Linked DNA regions of Homo sapiens: regions 2 and 3 are each linked to region 1. The links are chromatin loops, found by intact Hi-C in ENCODE. Cell type or tissue: endothelial cell of umbilical vein. All regions are shown on one strand.

Region 1 (5,000 bases):
GCATAGAAAATCCATTTGTGTGACGTTATTAATGTGCATGCTCATCAACCTTCCCAGGTCAATTGCAATCTCAGGACATGTTTGTCACTCCCACCTGATGGGCCCCCAGATGTTTCCATCTGAAGCCACGTGAATATGTCTTACTAAGTCACCAATACAACAAAATCCCATTACAAAACACCCGACTCTATTCCAGTGGAAAAGGCCAGGTTTTCTTTTTCTTAAATTTCCAATCAGTCACAAATCAACACTTTTGTATAAACCAAAATCATGCACTTAGATGTCAAAATAATGCACTTAGAAGTCACTAGCATTCTTAAATTGTTATATAAGTTTCTAAATAATTATTCACAGTTTCTGTACTCACCTTGTCATGAACCAATAACAAGCAGTTTGCAGATCAAACTCATCCATGGACCACACTTTGCTAGACCACTTTCTAGATGAAGGTTTCCAAACTTTTTCTATCAAGGATGAGAGGGCAAATATTTTAGGATTTGCAAGGCATGACTCAATTCTGTTGTTGTAATGTAAAAGCAGCCAGAGACAATAAGAAAATTAATACACTGTGTTCAGTAAAACTTTATTTATAAAAGCAGACCACAGGAGAGATTTGGCCCACCAGCTATAGTTCACCAACCCTTGGATGATGATGTTGATAATGATGATGATGATGATGATGATGATAGCTAATATTTACTGACCAACTTCGATGTGTCAGTGCCTCTCTATTCTCCCATTATAGCCCTGGGTAAGGTAACATTGTTTTAATTTTACAAATAATGAAAATGTGACATCAAGAAACTAAGAAATTATTTTAGTTCATTCTGAAAATAGGTGGATGTTTCAGGACCCAAACCACCGTCCCTAGGCTCACACTATACTACATATATAATGATTGAGACATCTTTTTCACAATTAATAAAAAAATTTAAAAATACTAGTATAATCTTGGTCATTTTCTTCCCTTTATCTCCCCACCCATCATCCACCTCAACAGTACCAAGCTCTTAGTGAACGATCATTCCAAAGAGTCTGTATATAGAGCAAGAGCCAGACATGAATACAGTCTGAAACAAACACACTCATTCAAACATACATTTATTCATTCAATAAATATGTATTGGGTGCTTACTCTGTATCAGGCATGAGTCCAAGGAATGGGGCTATAGTAGTGAGCAAAACACACAAGATCCTGTCCTTAAAAAGCTTACATTCTAGTATGGGGAAGTAGACAATCAGCAAATAAATATATTATGTTGGGTATTAAGATTCAGGGTTCAAAGAAAAATAAAGCAGAGTAAATAAGAGAATAGAGAGTGACAAAGTGCTTTTTTTTTAATCTAACTCTTTTATTATCTCTTCTTCACCAACTAAGATATGTACACTCCCAGCAGAGCTGTACTTTCAAATGTATCTACTAGGTATAAGCGCACATTTATAAGATGTTTTTGTACCATATTTGTACCAGTTATATTCTGCATAATTGTATAGAAAAAGACACTGAGAAAGAAACTATTTCATTAATTCATGCTGCAAATATTTATTGAGCACCTACGCTGGGCCGGGTGATATTTTTAAAACAGGGAATCCAACAGTGAGCCAAACGGACAAAGATGCTTGCTCTCATGGACTTCCATCATGGCCAGGAGAGTGGGAAAATAAACAAAAAACATAATAAACACATGTTAGAAGGTGATATGTAAAATGGAGAAAAGAAACGCACAGCAAGATAAGGAGATCAGGAGTACAGAGGAGAAACCAACAGGTTATAATTTAAAATAGTTGAACAACTTTCTCTTGATCAGGTAGTATGCAACTAAAATAACCCCCATTTGAAAATCAAGCCCTGGTTTTTAGTTCATTCATTCCTACAGTCAATGTGTCATCAACTAAAAGAAAACACAGGATGTTTTGCGTTGAATGTTCTATTTAAGTCCATAGAAAGAAATGTTATTCTTTCTAAGTCATTTTTGCCCTTTCCTTTCCCTTGCTTCAGAAAAAAATATTAGGGAGCTGGCAGCTGAAACAATGTAGGGATGGGAGAGGGGAAAGGAAGGAAAAACTAAAGGCCAACATTCATGCCGGTTGACTGTTTTAACAAGGATGTAGCTGTGATCCAGCCCTCCTGGATCCCAGTACAGCCTTGCTAGGAAGCCCACAAAAGCAGTGAGGACAGACAGTGAGCATTTTCCATTAAGTGTGGCATTCACTTTTTTCAAAAAGTTATGAGATGTTAATATAGATTTGAATTTTAATCAGATTTAATATGGGAACAGAGTATTTTTCTGCAAATGTGAAATTTTTCTAGGCTTTTGGGAAAATGTCATCCATATAAAGGCTAACTACTGTTTTACCTATAAAACTGCCATTCTTCATTGGTTTTTCAGGAAAGAAAAAGTACGATGATACAATGAAATATTATTGCAAAGATTTCTTATTTCTTGTGAACATTAATGGTTTCTGAGGGTATTTTAAAAATCAAACTAAGAACGCTTGTAAGCTTAAGGCAAGGATTACAGAATTTCAGTTAATAAATCAAGAAAACAGACATAACAAATCTATTTCTTGATAATAATAGTAATAATTTAAGAGCTCTCAACAAATTCTTTAAAATATCATGTAGACTTAGTGCTAGAAATGCCAATAGCAGTAATTCTGCCTCAAACCAAAAGGGGTTCAAAGTCAGGACTGCATGTCCAGAAAAAAATATACTTAGTGGCTACCACTCTCTGCTGCCAGCAATGTAATACTATTATCTCAGATGTATTGTGTTAGCAGCTACTGTATATCAAGCATTTTTCTGAATCCTTTTACAGACTGTAAAATAAATACTTTAGCAAACCCTTACCATAGCCATGTGAGGGAGACATTGTTCCCATTTAACAGATGACAACATTGGCTTAGAAATGTGACATAACTACCCAAGGGCATACAACAACTAACACTGGAATCTAATCCACATGTGTCTGATTCTGAAAGCAGCACCTTGGCCCATATTTTCTCCCTTCTTTTTTTTCCTCTGCATTACTTTTTCCCCACATACTCTTCCAAAAATATGTACTTATTTTACTATTTTTACAAAATTTTTGGAATATAATTTTTACATATTTACTACATCTAGTTGATTGACCAATCAGTGTATTCTGTAAACCTCAGGAAAGAAGTCCTCTGGGTTGTTACAGGGCAGGCTGGATCCTGGGAGTCACTATTATCTCTCTTAGATAAATCAAGCTGTTTTCTACATGACTAGTTTATCTAACAATTCATTGGTCAGACATCAGATAGGAACTCTCCCCCATCCTCAATCCGCTTCCTACCCACCCTCAACCCCAAGAATTCTCTAAAGGCCACTAAAAATCAAAAAAACAACATCAGAATTAGCATTTGCTGGAAATTAGGAAAATAGTGACAGAATTCCCTAAACCTCCTTTTTTTCAAGTCTGACTTTTGTATTCCTTAGAGAAAACAAAGGCAAAACCCCTTAAAATTGTGTTTGGGGGATGGACCTTTCCTGCAAGCTTGATATTTTCCATCTGTGCATATATTTGGATGTCTAAGCATGTGTTTATAACATATAATCCCATTATTAAATATACAGAATAATAAGAAAATATATTGGAGAGAGGGAAAACTATTTACTCAAAGGATTTTTTTACATTAAAATAGAAATCTCTACTGCATTCTTTTGCAAAATAAATTGCTAGGAACTGTGAGATGCCCATTTTTCTTTCTAACTCAGACCAGACAGGCAGACTGAGAAACTAAGCAACCTATGGCAAAGGCAGAAGGAAGGTGTGCAATGAGGGAATGGGGCAGCTCAGCTGGTATGCTAATGAGCTCTCCTCAAAACCATTGGCCCAAAATGTCTTAAATGGACTTCCATTTATAAAAATTAAATGTACCCATTTTTAAACTCACATATATAACCTATAGAAAGATCTGCCTAGGTAGTAAACTTGAATATGTGTATCAATGAATGAGAACATTGGTCTATGGATGTCAAGTCTGGTATGTATCAGAAGCGCTTGGAGTGGTTTTTAACTTAGGTAATTTGGGCACCACAGCTGACAATTCTGATTTAGTGGATCTGGGAGGAATTCAGGCATGGGCATCTTAACAAGTCCTTCCGAATCCACCCACATCCAACCACCATGTACATATATACACGTGATTCTGAAACACACCTAATTCTAGGCTATTTAATGGAAAATGGTCGATAGTTCCTCTATGTTGAGGGAGACAAGGTAGACATTCCACAGGACACCCTGGAGGAAAGGAATCATTCCTGACTTGTCCAAGATGTTAACTAAAAGGTATATGCAATCTTTATAAGGAGAAACTGATGCCCACAGCTCCTTAACTAATGCATTTGGTTTATAGAGCGTATTTTATTTAAAATTTTAAAGGCTACTGAAATTCCTCTCTCGAAACTCTCCCTCACTTACATAACCTTAGCCCTATTCTTACATTACCTAGCCCATTCTCTTTACTTCTATTATTGCAGTTTCTGACACATAATTTCAAATGAAGATCGATAGATGCTTCTAAGGGAAAAAATGAAAAACATTAGCTTTTCTCAATGCTCATTAAATTCATATGCGCTCTCTTGGTCAGCTGGGGCTGCCATAACAAAATACCATTGACTGGGTGGCTTGAACAGCAGACATTCATTTCTCATGGTTCTTGAGGTTGAGAAATCCAAAATCAAGATACTGGCCAATTTGGTTCCTCGGTGAGGGCTCTCTTCCTGTCTTGCGGTCAGTCATCTTCCCACCGTATCTTCACATAGTCAGAGGTCTGGAGGCAGGGCACAGGGGAGAGAGAAGGAGAGAGCGAGCACTCTGATGTTTTTTTCCTCTACTTATAAGGACACTAATTCCACCATGAGAGCTCCACCCTCAAGGCTCCTAAATCTAATTACCTAAAGGCTTGCATATCCAAATATCATTACACTGGGAATTAGGGCTTCAACATATAAATTTCAGAAGGACACAAAC
Region 2 (5,000 bases), 220 kb after region 1:
TAACACCAATTTCTCTCATTGTCTGACATTGCCCTTTTCCCTGCCTCTCTGTATCTCTCACATCTTCTCTGTCTTTCTCTTATAAGGACATCAGTCACTGGATTTAGGCTGGACCCTAAATCCAGGATCGTCTCACCTGGAAATCCTTAACTATATCTGCAAAGACCCCTTTTCCAGATAAGTTCACATTTACAGGTCAGTTCCTGGTGGAAGCATCTTTTAAAGGGCCACTATTCAATGTACATTTGATTCTCATGCAGAAGTGATTTTGCCTTCTAGAGTTTATCCAGCTTGGAAACATTTTTGATTGTCACTATTTGGGTGGATGGTGGTAATGACATGTAGGGGACCAAGGTAGGGCTACTGCTCAGCATCTTACAATGCCACAGGACAGTCCCTCACAACAAAGGATTATCTGATTCATGATGTCACTGGTGGTTGAGAAACTCTGCTTTAGACATATGACTATTGTAATATACAATCTCGCTAATGCACTGTTCACAGCTAATACAAATGCAAACTAAATACTGAGACTGATCTTATAGAATTGACTATCACTTAGGGGAGTCATTATGACATAATTTAATAAATAACCCATTGAAATTAATAGAAGTGTCATGAAGCAGAATAATTACCTAATTATTTCACACTTGTAAAGTCTTATAGTCCCCCAAAAGCTTACACTGTTATTTCTGTAAGCTTAAAAGTCATATTTTTCACATTTTAATCTTTCTGAAATTTGAAATGAATATAACGTATACATTTAATGTGTACATTTGATGTGGCATTGATTCTTACTTTGCTTTAAAAACTGGCCCAGGCACGGTGACTCATGCCTGTAATCCCAACACTAACTTTTCTTTGTTTCTTGACCTTGAAATTCTTGAAGATTGTGTGCCAATTACTTTTTAGGGTTCCCTTCAGCTGGGGTTTGTCTGATGTCTCCTCATATTTAGTATAGGTTATGCATTTTGGCAGGAATGTCACTAAGTGGCATTGTGTTCTTGTTGCATCACCTCAAGAGGCATATGATGTCACTTTGTCCTTATGTTGGTGATATTAGCTTTGGTCAGTTACAGTGCTGTCTGCCAGGTTTATCTACTGAAGAGTTACTATATTTTACTTTGTAATCAATAATTAATTTGCAAGGAGATACTTTGAAACTATGTAAATATCCTGTTCCTCATTAAAATTTTACCACTAGTTTTAGCATCCATTGATGATTTCTAACTTTGTGGCCGCTTCTCTATATAGTAGTTGACACTGTGCTGTCAGGAAGAGCTGTCCTTTCTCCCTCATTTACTTACTCAACCCTTTGTTCATGGTATTATACAGTGGTGGATTCTCTGAATGTTTGCATTGGTCAAGATGATCCTAATGGACACTAAAGTTTGGAACCACCATTTGAATGAAGAAAGTGATGTCCAAAGAGGTCAATTAACTTATTCAAGGTCATCTAATTAGTGGAGGACTAAACCCCTCTCTCCAAAATTCATGTCTGTATGTTCTTCATGCAGTAATCCCCAGATCTGAAGAGTGGGCACCTATTGATTATCTAAATGTGAATCACCTGAGAAACTTGTTAAAATGCAGCTTCCAGGTCTCATCTCCAGAGATTCTGATTCAATGCCTCCGGTATAAGGCCTTGAGATTTGTATAGAAAAGGGAAACAACTCATAAAGCACTTTTTATCTACTTACCTCAGTACTTTTTAGAAGGTAAATATAAATTGTGATGTTATATCTTTGTTTTTAAGATAGCATGTATAATAAGCACTATCAATTTAATAAGTTATTTTTATATTTATTTGTTTGTTTGTTTATTTATTTATTTTGAGACATTGTCCCACTTTTTCACCCAGGCTAGAATGCAGTGGCACAATCATGGCTCACTGTAGCCTCAACCTCCAGGCTCAAGCAATCCTCCTGCCTCAGCCTCCAGAGTAGCTGCAACTACAGGCACCCTCCACCACACCTGGCTAATTTCTGTATTTTTTGTAGAGATGGGGTTTTGCCATGTTTTCCAGGCAGGTCTTCAACCCTGAGATCAAGCACTCCCAAAATGCTGGGATTTTTATAGGCATGAGCCACCACACCCAGCTTTATTTACTTTTTAACTTTTGTGGAAGGCAATCAACACAGTTACTATCAGAAGATGAGTTCATGCACCTAAAAGGAGGGACAGCAAAGGCATTAAATGCAGCTTTCAGGGAAGTCCTTTGTAAATGCCCTGGAGTAGAAGTCGCGTACTTTAATGTGCATAAAAATTACATTGAGACCTTGTTAAATGCAGATTCTGATTCAGCAAGTCTGGAATGAGTAAGAGTCTGCATTTCTAACAAGTTCCTAGGATCCTACTGTTCTGAGCATGACACTTTGAAAAGCAATGCTTAGGCGGGGCGTGGTGGCTCACGCCTGTAATCCTAGCACTCTGGGAGACAGAGGCAGGCAGATCACGAGGTCAGGAGATGGAGACCATCCTGGCTAACATGGCGAAACCCCGTCTCTACTAAAAATACAAAAAAATAGCCGGGCGTGGTGGCGGGCGCCTGTAGTCCCAGCTACTCGGAAGGCTGAGACAGGAGAATGGGGTGAACCCGGGAGGCGGAGCTTGCAGTGAGCCGAGACCGTGCCACTGCACTCCAGCCTGGGCGACAGAGCAAGACTCCGTCTCAAAAAAAAAAAAAAAAAAAAAAAAGAAAAGAAAAGAAAAGCAATGCTTAGTCAACAGCAGGCATCTTCAGACCTGCTGCCCATTTTTGTAAAGTTTTATTGGAACACCTAGTCGTGTCCGTTTGTTTACATGTTCTCTGTGGCAAAGTTGAGTAGTTGCAACAAAGGCTATTTAGTCCACACATCTTAAATGTTTATTAACTGACCCTTTTGTAGAAAAAGTCTGAAGACCTCTGGTCTAGAGTGATTACTATCACAGAAATCTGCAATCAGAATGTGTTAAGTTTGCGTTTGGACTTTGCCACATTTGTCTTTGTGCCTTGTCAGTCAGCTTCTCTGAATCACAGTTTCCTGTCTGTGGGGAGAGGATAAGAATAGCACATGCTTTATAGAGCTGTTGAAGGATTAAGCAAAACAATACCAGTAAGGAGCTTAGCACACAAATATAAGTGTGCTTCAGATACTTGGGGACCGTGTATAAAGTTTATATCCCAGCCGGGTGCAGTGGTTTATGCCCATAATCTCAGCACTTTGGGAGGTTGAGGTGGGAGGATTACTTGAGCCCAGGAGTTCGAGGTCAGCCTGGGCAACAAGATTCTGTCTCTACAAAATATAAAAAATTAACTGGGTGTCGTTGTGTGCACCTGTAGTCCCAGCTACTCGAGAGGCTGAGGTTGGGGGATCGCTTGTGCCTGGGAGTTTAAGGGTGCAGTGGGCCATGATCGCACCACTCACTATGGCATGGGCATGGGTGACAGCAAGACACTGTCTCAATAAATAAGTAAATAATACAAAATGCAATAAAAGCTGCCTAGAATGCATTTTTTTTTAAAGTCTGCATTCCTAGGCTTCACTTGTGAAGATTCAATTCAGGAGGTCTGGGGTGGGGCCTGAGAATCTGTTTTTGAAACATGTTTTCCAGAAGTTTTTTTTTTGTTTTGTTTTTTTGAGACAGGGTCTCACTGTGTCACCCAGGCTCAAGTGCAGTGAAGTGATCTTGGCTCACTGCAACCTCTGCCTCCTGGGCTCAAGCGATCCTCCCACCTCAGCCTCCTGAGTAGCTGGGTCTACAGGTAGGAGCCACCATGCCTGGCTAATTTTTGTACTTTTTGTAGAGATGGGATTTTGCCATGTTAGCCAGGCTAGTCTTGAACTCCTGGCCTCAAGTGATCCACCCACCTTGGCCTCCCAAAGTGCTGGGATTACAGGTGTGAGCCACTGCACCCGGCCAGAAACATGCTTCCCAGAGGATTCAGATGCAAGTGATCCACAGGGCCAAGTATTGAGGGAAATGTTTAGCAACTTCTCTTGTTCACTTCATGTTCACGCCCCCATCCCATTCTGCTTCCTTCCTTCCACCCTCTCTTCACTATCTGTATCATCCTCAGGAAGGGCTGCTGGGCCTTGCTGCTCTGCATTTCTCTGGCTCCAGGTGCTCCACTCAACCAGCCCTATGCCTAAATTTGTTCTCCAGCTTGTCCGCAGGACTCCAGTTTTAGACTTTGATCCTAAATTAACAATACCTCTGAGTGGACATATTACTTACTTCATGCTCAGAACTGCTTTTGAATGATTAGGTTTTCTCTCCTTTGCAGATCTGTTATTGCCCTCCCTTGATCCCATTTTAAAACAGTGTTCTGCAAGTCAACCTGGCTATGGCCTAAACTCATATTTCGGATGGAGTCCGACCATCATTTAGATGGTAGAAACTAGAATAGACCACTGAGTGTGGGTAAATGGTTTTTACTGCTATTGTCAGAGGATAGTTGATGGAGCAACTGATATCTGGTGCACAGGTGCTCTGAGAAGGTTATTATGGTTTCTGAACATGTGGCTCTTTCCTTTGAAAGTACTGTGCCCTAGAAATAGTAAGTTCAAAGTTTTTTGAAAACCAGTGTGATTCATATCCCGCCTCACAATATATAGTCACTAATATAACAGACGACTTTGCAAAAGATTTCTCAACTGCCTACTTACTCCCCCATGTGCCTACACACACATATACAACAGCAACAAACCCTTACTAATTTGAGTGAATTTTATTTCTGAAGAAAGAAAGCTATAAATGAGCCTGAGCAACATAGCAAGACTCTATCTCTGCAAAAAATACAAAAATGAGCTCTCCGTAGTGGTGTGCACCTATAGTCCCAGCTACTCAGAAGGCTGAGGCAGGGGGATCACTTGAGCCCAGGAGTTCATGGGTGCAGGGTGCAGTGAGCTATGATTGTATCACTGTACTCCAGCCTAGGTGACAAAGCAAGATCCTGCCTCAAAGAAATAAAAAAAATAAAGCTACAAAATAAATATTGAAAGCCTGAATATCACCAG
Region 3 (5,000 bases), 420 kb after region 1:
AACCACCCAAATTTACTACTTCAAAGCTTCTGTGGGTTAAAAGGCTGAATGAACTCAACTGGGTCCTCTGTTAGGGGCTCATATGGCCAAAATCAAGTTGCCAGTAGGGCTGAGCTCTGTACTGGAGTCTCTGGAGAAGAATGTTCTTCCAGCATCATTCAGGTTGTTGGCCAAATCCAGTTTCTTGTGATTCTAGGACTGAAGTTCCCATTGCCTTGCTGGATGTCAGCCAAGGACCAGGTTTTGCTCCTAGAGACTGCCTACATCCTTCCTCATGCTTTACCTGTAATCCTCCCCAGCATTGGTGAACGAATCCCTCTTATACATTGGGTCTCTCTGACTTTTCCTTCTGCTGCATCACTGATTCCAGCAAGACAGTGTTCTCTACTTTTAAGGGCTCAAATCATTATGTTGCACCCACCAGGTTATCCAGAATAATCTTCCTATCTTTGTTTTGTTTTTGTTTTTAAACAGTCTCACTCTGTAACCCAGGCTGGAGTACAGTGGTGCAATCTCAACTTAGTGCAACCTCTGCCTCCCAGGTTCGAGCAATTCTCCTACCTCAGTCTCCCAAATAGCTGCAACTACAGGCATCTGCCACCAGGCCCAGCTAATTTATGTATTTTTAGTAGAGACGGGTTTTTACCATGTTGCCCAGGCCAGTCTCAAATGCCTGATCTCAAGTTGTCCACCTACCTCAGCTGTCCAAAGTGCTGGGATTACAGGTGTGAGCACTGCACCTGGCCTAGTCTCCCTGTCTTAAGGTTTGTAACTACATCTGCAAAGCCCTTTTTGCCATGCAATGTAACATATTCACAGGCTCCAGGTATCAGGGCATGGACATCATTTGGAGGCCGTGCTGCCTACCACACTCACCCTTTCACTGATAAGCCCACCAAGCTGGCCTTCCATAAGCAGAAGTCAATCCTCTAAGGGAAATCAAGGTGCCACTCCTAAAAGAGGAGTGAATGGGGTGCTGAGAAGATGACAGCAATAGCTCTCTTTTACTTTACTTTCCAGTTAGAACTGACATCCACAGCCAATCTCTGAAATAAGCAGATCCTTAACTTACAGGTATCTGAGCAGCTAGGCTCAAGACCAGACAATTAAGAAGTATGAAAAGATGAAAGACAATAAATGATGGGTTTGATCTTCCTATGTCACTCTGAGCAGTGAGTCGGGAAATTCCTTTCTTCAATAAATCATTAACCAACACCACATCAGCACCATCACGTAAGGCACTTTGTTATGGGCTACAAAGTTCCAAAAAACTCCATGCTCTGTATTTGAAGAGTTCATAATATAGGTCAGTGGTCTGCAAACTTTTGAGGACACAAAAATTACCTGGGAATTTGCTAAAAATGAAGATTCCTAGGCCCACTGCTATGGTTTGAGTGTGGCGCCCCCTTCAAAATTCATGTTGAAGCCTAATCATCAAGGTAATGATATTAGAAAGTGGGGCTTCTGGGATGTGATTAGGTCATGAGGACTCCTCCCTCATGCACAGATTAAGGCCCTATCTAATGGGGTTGCGAGAGTGAGTTTGCTGTTTTCAGCTCTTTTTCCATGTGAGAACACAGTGTTCCTCCTCTCTGGAGGACACAGCATCAAAGTGCCATCTTGGAAGCAGAGATCAGCCTCCCCCAGATAATGATACCTGCTGGGGCCTTGATCTTCGACTTCCCAGACTCCAGAACTGTGAGGAATAAATTTCTGTTCCTTAGAAATTACAGTCTCAAGTGGTCTGTTATAGCAGCACAAAACACACTAAGACATCCACTGCCAGAGACACTGTTTCAGATGATGTGGGTAAAGGCCCCACAAATCAACATCTAATATAATGTCAGCTACATAACAGGTGCTCAGTAAACAGTTTTGATGAATGAATGATTATAATTTTTTTAGAGATGGGGTCTTGCTCTGTTGCCCAAGGTGGAGTGCAGTGGTATGATCATAGCTCACTGCAGCCTTAAACTCCTGGGCTCATATTATTCTCCCACTTTAGCCTCTTGAGTAGCTGGGACTACAGGTGCATGTCAGCACACCCTGATTAAAAAAACAATGTTTTGTAGAGACAGGGTCTCACTTTGTTGCCTAGGCTGATCTCAACCTCCTGGCTCCAAAACTGTTGGGACTACAGGCATGAACCACCCATGCCTGGCATGAATTTAACTAATGCATCCATTGATTCTAATGCAGAAATCCATTGATTCTAATGCACCATGAAGCACCTGTGGAGGAAAGTTGACCATCTGGGCAAAAAATCAGGCAGTTAGTGGAGATCAATTGAATAGGGTGCTTTGGCTTTGTCATTCAAAACATTCAGGCAAAAAAAAATCAACACCCCTTATTTATGAAGTTGATTCCTGCTTCCTTTTAAAGAAACTGAATTTAGTCTAAAATAAAGTAAGAAAAAAATCTGGAAGCAGAGAGGAAATAAGAGACATATCCAGGAATTTTAAGCAGAATGAGGTCATAGGAAGTTGTTGTTTTCCTGCATCTTTTTATTTTTTTTTTTAAGCAGGAAAATTCCACCCATGAAACAGATCAGTTGATCTTGCACCTGTGCTCCTGTGTCTGGCACTTATCTGGGTCAAGTTGGGAGAGCAGCCTCCGGTCCTGGAAATAAACAACCAACCCTGTCACTGGGACATACAGCATGTACAGCCATTCTTATTGCCAGACGTCCTCACCCAGCATCCATCAGGGAGCAGGTTCCATGCCATTTAGGCAGCATACCAGATGGACAAAATCACACAGGGCCATCTGACCAAACTGCCTTTCCCTTCACACATCCATCTCCCAGGTCCAGATCCTTGAGGTACCTCCCTTGGTGTTCTTGTAAATGTATCCAATATGATTTGCTTTCAGAAGGGTTAAGAGAGCAGGCTTTGAATTCAGATGGCCTGGACTCTACTCTTATTGGAATGTTTCTAGGCATGTGCCTTAGGATAAATTACATAACCTGTCTGTGCCTCGGTTTACTCATCTGTAAATGGAAGATGCTAGCAACACCTACATCGTAGGGTTCCTGGGAGGATTACATGAGATAACGCATGTAGAGCACAGTGCCTGGTCCTCTTAAGTGCTATAGAATAGGTGAATGGTGGTGAGATATCATCTCCCAGCATTCTGGCCTTTTCTCTTGCACCATTCTAGGACAAGCCCTGACTTCAGAGTTGTACCGGGCAATTGCTATATAGCTAGAAATCCTGGTCTGGGGATGATTCTGTCCCACCACTGCCCACTGTGGGTACAGTGCTTTTAACCATGCACTCCCACAGGTGAGCACACGTAGGCTACGAGTGGCCCTCAGCCTGCCTCATCATGGACCTGTGTTATAATAAATATGTTTAATTGTGCTGTTTTCTTATAGAGGAAAGTCCTGATGTTAGTTGCCTTGAAGTCAGACACCCAGAGAGAATCACAGGTTTTCAGATTAATTCATCGCTTGATTCTTATCCCTGAAGTCATATCTCTGGATCTCTGGTTCTCACATTATAAATTTCAATGATTCTTTTTCTATATGGCCATGTCATTCATATCCTGTGTAATATGGGGAAACTGAGGTATGAATGACATCATTCAAAAAGCACCTGCAATTTTTCTTTGCCAAGCACTTACAGCTTTTTCTCATGTTGCTTTCAAAAAGTCATTGAAATATTGTTCACATATTTTGCAGATGAGGAAATGAATATTCAAATGCATTAGGTATCTTGTCCAAGTTCTTACAGCCAGAAAGTAGAGAAATGAATTTGAATTACAAATCTTCTACCTCTTGGCTTATGCTCTTTTCATGACACTGGGAATAAATGTCTGAACAAGCATGACTTCATGTTTCAACTATTTATCAAATACTTGTTTTCTACTAAGATCTTGCACTCACTCAGTGGGATCCCCTGAAGCCTGCTGATTATTTGTCCTTTGGCATTTATCACTCTCTGTGGGACCTTACTCTCCTATGGTAAAGTTTTATTGTTATTAAAAGTATTATTTGACAATAAATGTAGAAATCCTACAGATCATACTCAACAACATGTCTAATGTCAGCACACAATGTCTAACAATCATTTATGAATACTTTATGTCAAACATAAGCAATAACCTAATTAAGGAAGGTATTTTTAATAAATTGACACTTTTTGACATAACCATATTTCAAGTGGCTCCATTGTTTTGTTTATTTATTTATTTATTTATTTATTTATTTATTTTTGAGAAAGGGTCTCACTCTGTTGCCCAGACTGGAGTGCAGTGGCAACATCATAGCTCACTACAGCCTCGACCTCTCTGGGCTCAAGCAATCCTCCCATCTCAGCTTCCCAAGTAGCTGGGACTACAGGTGTGTACCATCATGCCAGGCTAATTTTTCGTATTTTGTAGAGACGGGGTTTTGCCTGGTCGTCCGGGTTGGTCTCAAACTCCTGGGTGTTCCGCCCACCTTGGCCTCCCAAAGTGCTGGGATTATAGGCATGAGCCTCAAGTGGCTACTTTTTAGGGTTGAAATTTATATTGACTGTCAACTAGCTTCCCTAGTTAGTATTTGGGATCTGCTAACTAATTTATATTACCATCCAACTTGTCAACATTTGTTGAAATATAACTGTCCTCACTTTTTTTGTGTGAACATTGAATACACTTTCAGACTAAATTTGGTTTATTACTTAATGTCTTATTCTTTATTAGAGTTAATAATATTTCTTAATACTTTGCCTTCCACAAATGAATAACTTGTTTGTGATGGCTACCTCTTTTTTTCTCTTAGCCTGTCACAGGTATTATGGATAAAAATTAGCACGGCTGGGCAAAAACAATGAAAGAAATACACTTGCCTGGGAAAGCTGGGGAGGGGTAAATGAATATAATTCAAAATACCATATATTTATTCAACACTGTTGGAATATATGTCCTGTTGGAAATGTAAAAGTGACATATGTTCTCTTCCTGGGTCTCAGACTTTTAGGATCTAGTTGAGGGAACTGGACTTATACACAAAATAC

The links. Hi-C counts contacts between places; a loop is a spot of excess contacts. Peaks named below come from ENCODE experiments on the same cell type or tissue, not always from the same donor. Only the 100,000 strongest peaks of a DNase experiment are listed, where the experiment ranks them.
Region 2: a loop joins it to region 1, with 11 times the contacts of the local background. A loop is called at or near these places in 5 of 110 quality-filtered maps.
Region 3: it touches region 1 in a loop (2.9-fold over the local background); 9 of 110 quality-filtered maps call a loop at or near these places.

What each region holds. Positions count from the first base shown.
Region 1 is chr12:91,988,730-91,993,729 of GRCh38, forward strand. LINC01619 (long intergenic non-protein coding RNA 1619) reads right to left here. Exons shown (of 5, transcript NR_132341.1): 2 at 4,641-4,800; 3 at 368-464. Among named protein-coding and RNA genes, the nearest start is that of LINC02404, 120 kb to the left of the region's middle. In endothelial cell of umbilical vein, no CTCF peak of the experiment used is centred here; DNase peaks (open chromatin) are centred at 1,962 and 2,732; H3K27ac peaks cover 3,352 bases.
Region 2 is chr12:92,205,780-92,210,779 of GRCh38, forward strand. No RefSeq gene overlaps it. Among named protein-coding and RNA genes, the nearest start is that of BTG1-DT, 62 kb to the left of the region's middle. RefSeq lists an enhancer at 3,265-3,354. In endothelial cell of umbilical vein, no CTCF peak of the experiment used is centred here; a DNase peak (open chromatin) is centred at 2,982; H3K27ac peaks cover 927 bases.
Region 3 is chr12:92,409,292-92,414,291 of GRCh38, forward strand. No RefSeq gene overlaps it. Among named protein-coding and RNA genes, the nearest start is that of CLLU1, 9.7 kb to the right of the region's middle. In endothelial cell of umbilical vein, no CTCF peak of the experiment used is centred here; a DNase peak (open chromatin) is centred at 2,600.